2 separate regions of the Homo sapiens genome follow, and region 1 is linked to region 2. Evidence: read pairs that join two places in POLR2A ChIA-PET (ENCODE). Cell type or tissue: OCI-LY7. All regions are shown on one strand. Each heading gives the region's core, and the rest is flanking DNA. Links, peaks and the distances in the headings are about the cores only. Region 1 holds the start of LOC107985853 (a long non-coding RNA gene). Region 2 has its middle 73 kb from the start of MIR3681HG.

What was found. ChIA-PET counts read pairs that join two places held together with the same protein. Peaks named below come from ENCODE experiments on the same cell type or tissue, not always from the same donor. Only the 100,000 strongest peaks of a DNase experiment are listed, where the experiment ranks them.
Region 1: POLR2A ChIA-PET joins it to region 2 with 5 read pairs; 2 of 35 experiments call an interaction of 5 or more read pairs at or near these places.

What each region holds. Positions count from the first base shown.
Region 1 is chr2:12,486,220-12,490,610 of GRCh38, reverse strand. All of the region lies in intron 4 of MIR3681HG (MIR3681 host gene), which reads right to left. LOC107985853 (a long non-coding RNA gene) reads right to left here and starts at 4,328. Exons shown (of 3, transcript XR_001739290.3): 1 at 4,100-4,328; 2 at 3,859-3,991; 3 at 1-2,974. In OCI-LY7, for the core only: no CTCF peak of the experiment used is centred there; a DNase peak (open chromatin) is centred at 2,060.
Region 2 is chr2:11,931,787-11,936,177 of GRCh38, reverse strand. No RefSeq gene overlaps it. Among named protein-coding and RNA genes, the nearest start is that of MIR3681HG, 73 kb to the left of the region's middle. In OCI-LY7, for the core only: no CTCF peak of the experiment used is centred there; DNase peaks (open chromatin) are centred at 2,117 and 3,737.

The DNA.
Region 1 (4,391 bases), core at 179-4,178, 550 kb before region 2:
TGCCAAAAACTCAGAAATCAAGATAAATATTTGAATGTGGCATATTAAAAAAAAAAGTCAACGTTATGGCCAGGCGCAGTGGCTCACACTTGTAATCCCAGCAGTTTGGATCACTAAAGGTCAGGAGTTTGAGACTGGCCTGGCCAACATGGCAAGACCTATCTCTACTAAAAAAAAAAAAAAAAATTAGCCGGGCATGGTGGCAGGTGCCTGTAATCCCAGCTACTCTGGAGACTGAGGCAGGAGAATTGCTTGAACCCAGGAGGTGGAGGTTGCAGTGAGCCAAGATCGTGCCATTGCACTCCGGTGTGGGCAACAGAGCGAGACTCCATCTCAAAAACAAACAAACAAAAAATCAAAATTAATTCAAAACTCCAAGATAAATATAATATTGAATTTTGTGTTTTTTAAAACCAGGCTGTTGTCATACTTTGTAGCCCTGCCTCATTGTGCAGTGGGAACAATCATTTCTCGTCAGTCCATGGTTCCAAGGCTTCGTGGTCCTCACAGTCCCTCCTGGGTGAGCTTAGGAGGAGGGTTAAGCACGGCGCAAGAACAGACTGGACAATACAGGGCTTTTGTAAAGTCATTTTCATAAAATTTCAAATCTTTTTTAGCTTTTTCTATATGGATCAAAATATGGTAGAATATTTTCATAAGTATGTATGGGGCACACATTTTTCCATCGTTTCTTTTGGCTCAGGCACTGACATGACTGTGCAGCTAAGCTGCAGAAAGTACACTTGCTCTAGGATTTACTACGCAGAGAAGATTTATGTCAGCAGAAAAGGACCCTGAGGACTCCACTCCCCACCCACTAGTCAGAGAGTCTCGATCCAAGAAGTCTGCCTAGACGTACATTATTCAAATATTTTGTTGAGAATTTGTTCTGAACCAGGCACTGTACTACATAGTTCAGAAATTGATAAATTTCCTGATAAATGCCCTGCCCTCCCAATGCTTCCAGTTTCTCATACTTTTTTGTGTGTCACTGGGAGGGGTTGAGGCAGGGGATAAAGAGATGGAGAGTAAAAGACAATCATACTATGGCATCATGAGTGTGAAAGGGACAACAGGAATGCAGAGGAGTCAGGAGCCACACATTCTGCCTTCTCCGGCCGAGGCAATGTTACTAGAAAGGGCAGTGAGACAGGACAGATAGGGGAGCAGGTGTTACTGGCAGATGCACAAGCAGGTAGGCAGTAGTGGTCCTCCTGACTCACTCCAGGGGAAACGGGGGCCTCGGTGGCATATGGAGACTCCCAGAAGCAAGAAGAGGCTATGTGAATTCAGAGATCTCAGTCTGGCTGTCCCTTAAGGTAGGAGAGTAGAGTTTGGGGCTCTCTGATTCCCACTAAGGAAACTGGACCTGAGTTGCTGGGTTGTAACTCTTCCAAGGAGCTCAGAACAAAACAGTGACATGGTCAGTTGTGCATTCCACTTGCCTCCAGGCCCACTGAGGGTGTGAAGCAGGGTGGGGCTGGCTGGAGAGGAGGGAGAGTAGCAGGCTGGCCTGTTGGAGACATGCTCCCTGGTAATGAGAGGAAATAGAAAATGTAATTAACATGTCTGCCACCAGAAACAAGAGCTAAATCTATTACTCTCCTCCTCCCGCTTCCGTTATGAATTATTGTGTTTCAATTACAATTTCCAAAGTATTTCCTTAAGGAAATATGTTAGGGTTCCTCAATGGGAAAAGAGGGAATGGAACCATGAAAGTTTAATTTATTGCAGTGCCTGCTTTTAGAAAAGGAAGAAGAAGATGAAAGAGAGAGCGGAAAGGCAGGCAAATTGAGAGGAGTTGGACTGGGTCACCTGCACTAGGCAGAGAGCAGCTGGGCAAGAGATGCTGGAGGTGCCTGAATATTTACGTTGTCAGTTCACAACATCTGATGATGGAAGAGGCAAGCGTACCATTTCATCTCTGGCTCCTTTTAGTCTGCTCCCTTGTCCTTCTGCAACAATTTAAAGACGAGAGTAAGCTTGGTCTGAAGGAGAGCCACGTTCTGCTCTGTCACCAGGCTAGATGCTGGGACGCAAGGGTGTAAATGAGCAGGATGTGGCCCCGCCCTTAAAAAGCTCACAGTCTAGCAGTGAAGGGAAAGGAAGCTAAAACAACAAGAAAGGAAGTGTGGACAAAAGAGCTTCTGCTTGGGGCTGCAAGAGCAAGCCCATGCCATTCGGTAGGTAGGATGCCAGGCCGAAGAAATAAATGATTTGTCAGGCTCTGATTCACACGTGAGGCAAGAATTCTCTCAGAGGAGAGACATTTCCAATGTCTTTGGAAAGGATGGAGGCATTCAAGGTGCATTCATTCACTCATTCACACGTTAACATGTAACTGGGAACTCAACCAAGAATAAGCCTCGGCCTTCTCCTTGAGGATAGTGGGCTACTGGGAGAGACAAATCAGGAATAATTACAAAGCCAGGAGGTTGGAGCCAAGATGGTGATATGTGTAAGGTGTTACAGGATCTCAGACGAAGAGCAGTGAATTCTGTCTGGGAGGAAACCAAGTTTCCAGGAGAAAGAGAGCCTTGAAGTGAGTCTTCAAGGAAACTAGAAGTTTTCCTGGTAAATGAATAAGAAAAAGGCAGAGAACGTGTCCTGGCTAAAGCTGCAGCCCAGGCTGAGGCAGAAAGACAAAAGCAGCATGGTGATTCCAGGGAGCCCTGGATTGATGTGGGGAGAGAAAGGAGGAGAGTCAGGCCCGGTCCGGAGGGCAGAGGGCCATGCACTGGAGCTTGGATTTCATCTTGATGACACTGGAGAACTCATGGGTGTTATTCAGCATGAGCATGACATGTGGGTTCTAGAAAGACTACAAGGGTGGCTCCCTGCAGGATGGCCAGGAGAGGAGGGAGACTGGTGTTCTAGAGTCTGCGGGAATCCACAGCAGTCAAACGAGAGAGACTTCTGTCCAGAGACACATTATCCCTGCAGTCCACACATGGGGCGAATGCCTGGGAAACAACTGAATTTAGGGAGAGGAAAGAGAAACACATTGTTTATTTCTTAATTAGGAGCTGATTCGTAATTACTTCCACCCCATTTCTTTTTATTTTCACCTATTGACTTTGTTTGATCCCTAAATCAACCCTGCAAGACAACCAGCATGTTCCCCTTTTAGAGGAGGGGAAGCTAAACCTCAGAGAAGTTCAAGTTTGTTTAAGGCTTTGCATAAAGTGAGTTGTGGACATGGAAACAGAACTCATGTCTTTCTCACTTCAGAAACAGGACTTCCTTCCTTCCATCCTCCCTTCCTCCCTTCCTCTCTTCCTCTCTCGCTCAACCCCAGCACTTTGGGAGGCCGAGGTGAGTGGATCACCTGAGGTCAGGAGTTCAAGACCAGTCTGGCCAACATGGCAAAAGCCCATCTCTACTACAAATACAAAAAATTAGCCGGGCGTGGTGGCAGGTGCCTGTAATCTCAGTTGCTCAGGAGGCTGAAGCAGGAGAATTGCTTGAACCTGGGAGGTGGAGGTTGCGGTGAACTGAGACCATGCCACTGCACTCCAGCCTGAGCAACAGAGCAAGACTCCAAAACAAAAAAACAAAAAAAGGAAAGAAAGAGAGAAAGAAAAGAAATAAAGGTGTTTGGTAAGGCATACGACCACTGCCTAATGGAAGACAGACATCTGAATAAGCTCCCAGGGGAGGAGGGCTAGATAGACGTAGGGCTATGTCCTAGTGTTCATGCAGGACAGAGGAAGCAACATCCCCCTCTGTCTAGGGGTTCAGGTAAGGCTTTGGGAAGGAGGTGATATTTGCTTTGAGGATGCATAGGAATTCTCCAATTGCAAAACACTTTCTTAAGCACAGAAATTCACCACAAGCTTTACTTAGTGAAGAATCTACCTTGATCCCATGATGAGTCAGACTGGAATTCCCTTTCATCTGCAGCTAGTTCACTGGTTTGCTGCTGAAGCTTTTCGTGGTGACCTTCTCTTTTTCATTCTCGGATGTGCTTCATTCTGGCCACTTTTCTTGCCTAAAAAGCCCACGCCAAGTCTACATGAGTGCCTGCACAAGGCCACCAAAAACAGGTGGGTATGCCTGAGTGGAGTGGCCTAAAATGTATGTGCACCTCCACACTTACCTTCAGGGACTGGAGATAATGCCCTCAAAAAGAGCAGTCAGACAAGTCAATTCCAGTCCACTCTAAGCAGCAGCCAGAGAGGCAACTCCCTGAGCACAGGGGGAAGCAGCCCGACGTTGTAAAAGGATGCAGGCGAATAATTAAGTCACCGTTTACAAGAAATTCTAATCTTAGGGCAGTTCAAGGTAAAGACAGACACCAGCCAGGGACAGCCAAAAGCAACATTGCCAGAACATTTGGAGACAGGGCCTTCAGCCAGACACTGTTTTTTCTCTAAATACTGTCACCAAAA
Region 2 (4,391 bases), core at 175-4,174:
CAAGTTTGTATTAGCAACATATTTTATTTCCATATTCTGACACTTTGATCTTGGGGCCTTGCTGACCCTGGAGGAACTGCCCCTCCAGGATCAATTTCTAGAGACGGTCAACAACTCACCTGGGATCACATAAATGCAAACAAACCAATCCAGAGCCCAGACCCAACAACCTCCTTGCTCGGGTTCTTATATCCTGGGCCACTTGCCACCTGCCCTAACATCCCAGAGCCAGGAACCAAAAATTGGGTGACAGCCCCTATGCCCCAAAGCCTGCTGCTATTATTCAAACTAATCCCAAGCTTACTGGTGGATTTTTCCATCAGTATCTTCCCACAGAAACCATAATCAAGGCTCTCGCCCACAATTTCCCCTCACCCTCTGACTCCTGATTGATCCCAGTGTTTCCCCACTGGGGCCCTCATGGCATGAAGTGACCCCTCCTCTTGGGTAGGTGAGTATAACAAATTGCCTTTCCAAGAAAAGTCATCTCCTGGTGTGTTGGCCTTGCTATACCTAAATAAAAATAAATCTGTATTTTAAAACAGGGCCTTCTAAAGATGGTCATCTAATTTGAATTAATCAGAATAACTAATCCCACTTCATGGACTGGACTGCATACAGTTTTAGTAGACAGGGAACTTAACCCAGTAAAAACTACTGCAAATAACAAATAAACAATCACTGGTTTTATCTTCTGTACTGGATAGGTAGATTGCAATTGCTCCTGTCCCAACACTAATCTCACAGAAAAGTAATTCTATGCAAACATGCCTGCATCATGTGTTTCCTGAGGGCAGGAATCAAAGCTAACCTTTCTATGCATCTGTCCCAATACACTTCTAGTTTTGCCCAGGCCCTGCAGTGGGTTTATTAGGACAAGTTGAGGGAGAAGCTGGTGACTTCGTAACCAGCTACTCAAATGTGGTGGGAGAGATCAACTCAGGCCTCCCAGACACCCCAGAGTATGCATCCCAATCAGACACAGCGCCTCTGATGTGTGATTCTTGTTTAATAATGCAAACATTCATCCTAATGTCATTTAGGACTGAGGTCTCCAATCTTAGTCGAGCCCTCATGGTGGCTCAGAGATCCTGCTGTGGGTGCCCCATGCCCTCCAGTGTCATTGTTCTTATTAAGCATTGCAAAGCAATACTCTTCTCTATCCTCTTCCAGCCCCTACCACACTGCTGCTACCCTATCTCATCAGATAGAATCTTTTCAAATATTTCACTGAGAAAATTGAGACTGCAAGAAATTAACTCCCTCAACTTCCTGTCCCCAGTCTTTAATCTGTATTTGTCCCCAACCGCACCATCTTTCCTCCCAATTCAGAGGAAAGAGACCCATGCCTCTACTCCAAAGTCAGCCCCTTTATCCTAAACCATAATATTGTGTTGATGCTGCTCTCTTCTGAATAGTCATTCTCTTCTTTGCTGGTCATTTAATGCCCAAGTTAGCCCCAGATTGGATTGAAAAAGATACTCCACAAATATTCAGTACTTATTAAAAGACCCTATACTAGGGCCAGGTGCAATGGGTCACACCTATAAACCCAGCACTTTGGGAGACTGATAAGGACAGATCACTTGAGGCCAGGAGTTGGAGACCAGCCTGGCCAACCTGGTGAAACCCCATCTCTACTAAAAATACAAAAAATAGCCGTGTGTGGTGGTGCATGCCTGTAGCCCCAGCTACTTGGGAGGCCAAGGTAGGAGAATTGCTTGAACCCATGAGGCAGAGGTTGCAGTGAGCTGAGATCACACCAATGCACTTCAGCACCTTTTGAGACTGTGAGATTCTGTCTCAAAAAAAAAAAAAAAGGCACTATACTAGAAGGTGAGAGCACTCAATTCTTACCTGAGATCTCTTACTGAAGGAAAACAGACAGACAAGCAAACAAATGCTACACTCTGATTAGTCCGTGGGCACAGGAAGTCTTGATTTCCTAGCAGGCATGAGACAAAAGAGGCTCCCAGAGAAGATGGAACTATGCCTTGACCCACAGGTTCTGCTGTAGCTATTACCTCCTCCCTGCTTGCTTGCATAGCTATGTTTCTAGAAATGTAGTCCACCATGAACATTCTCACTTCCTCAAGTGAGAGGAAGTGATTGGAAGGGAACCTCTCAGTTCCCTTCCAATCAATGTGGATCTGAGCCAGACTCTCAAAGACACAGCTTTCTTTGAGGTCACGTGATTGCCTACACCAATGGGCATTTTTCATTGCACCGATCTGCTTGATTTCCCTGAAACATTTCACACTGCACCATGCCCTTTTTCTTTAGCATTTGAGTTATCTTTCTCCCGAGTCTCTCCTTTGTCCATCCATCTTTCTCTCTCTCTACTGTGGACTCCTCTTTTAACACAACCTTGAGCTATCGACACTCCTGGAGGTTTCTCCAGGACTCTCTTCATGTCCCCGTGCACAATCCTGGACATTCTTTGGATCTGTTTAATTCCCATCTTGCCCTCAGTTCACTGCTCATTTGTGACTTTCTAAGCAAATAAAATCTCCCTGCCATACCCTCTGATGACACCATGTGCCTCTCCCTCATAGCACTCACCACTGCTGAAATTTTCCATTTATATATGTGGCTGTTTGCTGAATCTCTCTCCTTCAAATAGACTGAAATGCCATCTGGGCACTTTGTCCAACAACAGGATGTTGTTTAAATAATTTATTGTACACATACTTGATGAAATAACATTAACCAGTGAAAAATCACCCTAGGAAAAAAAAATGACTTGGAAAAATACTCCTCGTACTTCTATGATCTGAATGTTCCTTATGTTGAAATCTATCCCCAGGGGATAGTATTAGGAGGTGGGGTCTTGGGGAAGTGATTAGGTCATGACTATAGAACCCTCATGAATGGAATTAATGCCTTCGTAAGAAGAGGCCTGAGAGAGACCCTTTGTCCCTTTCACCATATAAGGACACAGGAAAAGATTGCTGTCTATGAGCCAGAAAGCAGGCCTTCAGCAGGCACAGAATCTTGGACTTCCTAGCCTCCAGAATTGCAAGAAAATTTCTGTTGCTCAGTTTGTGGTGTTTTGTGATAGCAACCAAATGGATGAGGACAAATACATATCACGTGATCCCTTTTTGCAAATAAGTATATACATATGTGCAAAAATACTGGAACAACAGACAACAGCTTATAATCGGCATATATACTAGGATAGCATAATTAAAAGAGATTGTTATTTTCTCAGCAATAGTAATAAGGCTGTTACAACTCAGGGTGAATTAATGAGGAGATTTGTATGCTTAAGGCTTCCCTGGGCCCATCGTTTTTTAAACTGAGCACCTACTATATGCCAACACTGACTAGGTATTTTCAAATTTATTATTGTGTTAATATTACATATCCAGATGAAGGTGCTAGAAATGTAGTCAGGCTTTTCTTTGCTTACTAGAAGAGAGAGAAGCAGCAATAAGTCAGAAAGGTCCAGAGCTGTGGGCAAGGGCTTCCTGGTCTACCTTGGGTTCCTCTGAAGTTCTGCACTCATTCCACAAATATTTATTGCACAGTCCTGGCTAGGCACTGGGAATACAGGGCCAAATTAGATGCATTCTTTCAGCACAAGGAGTGTTTCCCCAGGGAGACAGCCAGGTGAGAAGGGGTCTCCAAGGAAACTCCACCCGGCCTGTGCACTGGGATGGAGCCACAGAAGTTTGCACCATTTGCAGCAGGGAGGATCCTGGCTCCTCCTCTTCCTGGGTGGTACATGTGATTAAATCTGCAAGGCGGGAAGCACACAGGCAGGAAGTACACTCTCTCGCTTTGCTAAAACCCCTTTTCTTCCTTTTCATCCAATAAAACCCTGCCTTACTCACCCTTTGAATTGTCTGCGAGCCTAATCTTTCATGGCCATGTGACAAGGACCCCGTCTTTAGCTGAACTAAGGAAAAGTCCCACAACACCAACTCAGACATGTAAACATAAAGGCCAATAAGATTTGCAGATGCTGTAATAGAAATTCAGAGGGACACAAAACAGGGAGTTACCGTTGTGACTGGAGAAGCAGGTGACGACAGAAGTGGCTCTAGGAAGCCTCTGAGGATGATAAAACAGTGACTCATGTGTGTAGAGTGCTCTATAGACTTCAGAGGTGTTTCCGACTTTTTATTCCGTCACTTACATCTATCAAATGACCAAGGCTGGAAGCGTTATTCTCATTTTATATTACAGATGAAGAAATAATAAGTTAAGACTTTTATAGCACTCTCAAGCACTTTACAAGTATTAATCTCTTCTAATTCCCCATAACAACCGATGAAGGCAGGAACCATTATTATCTTCACGTTACAGCTAAGGAAAGAGACCGAAAGAGGTTAAGTTATTTGCCCAAGTCATCTGTGAAGAGCCAGATTTAAAATACAGGCAGT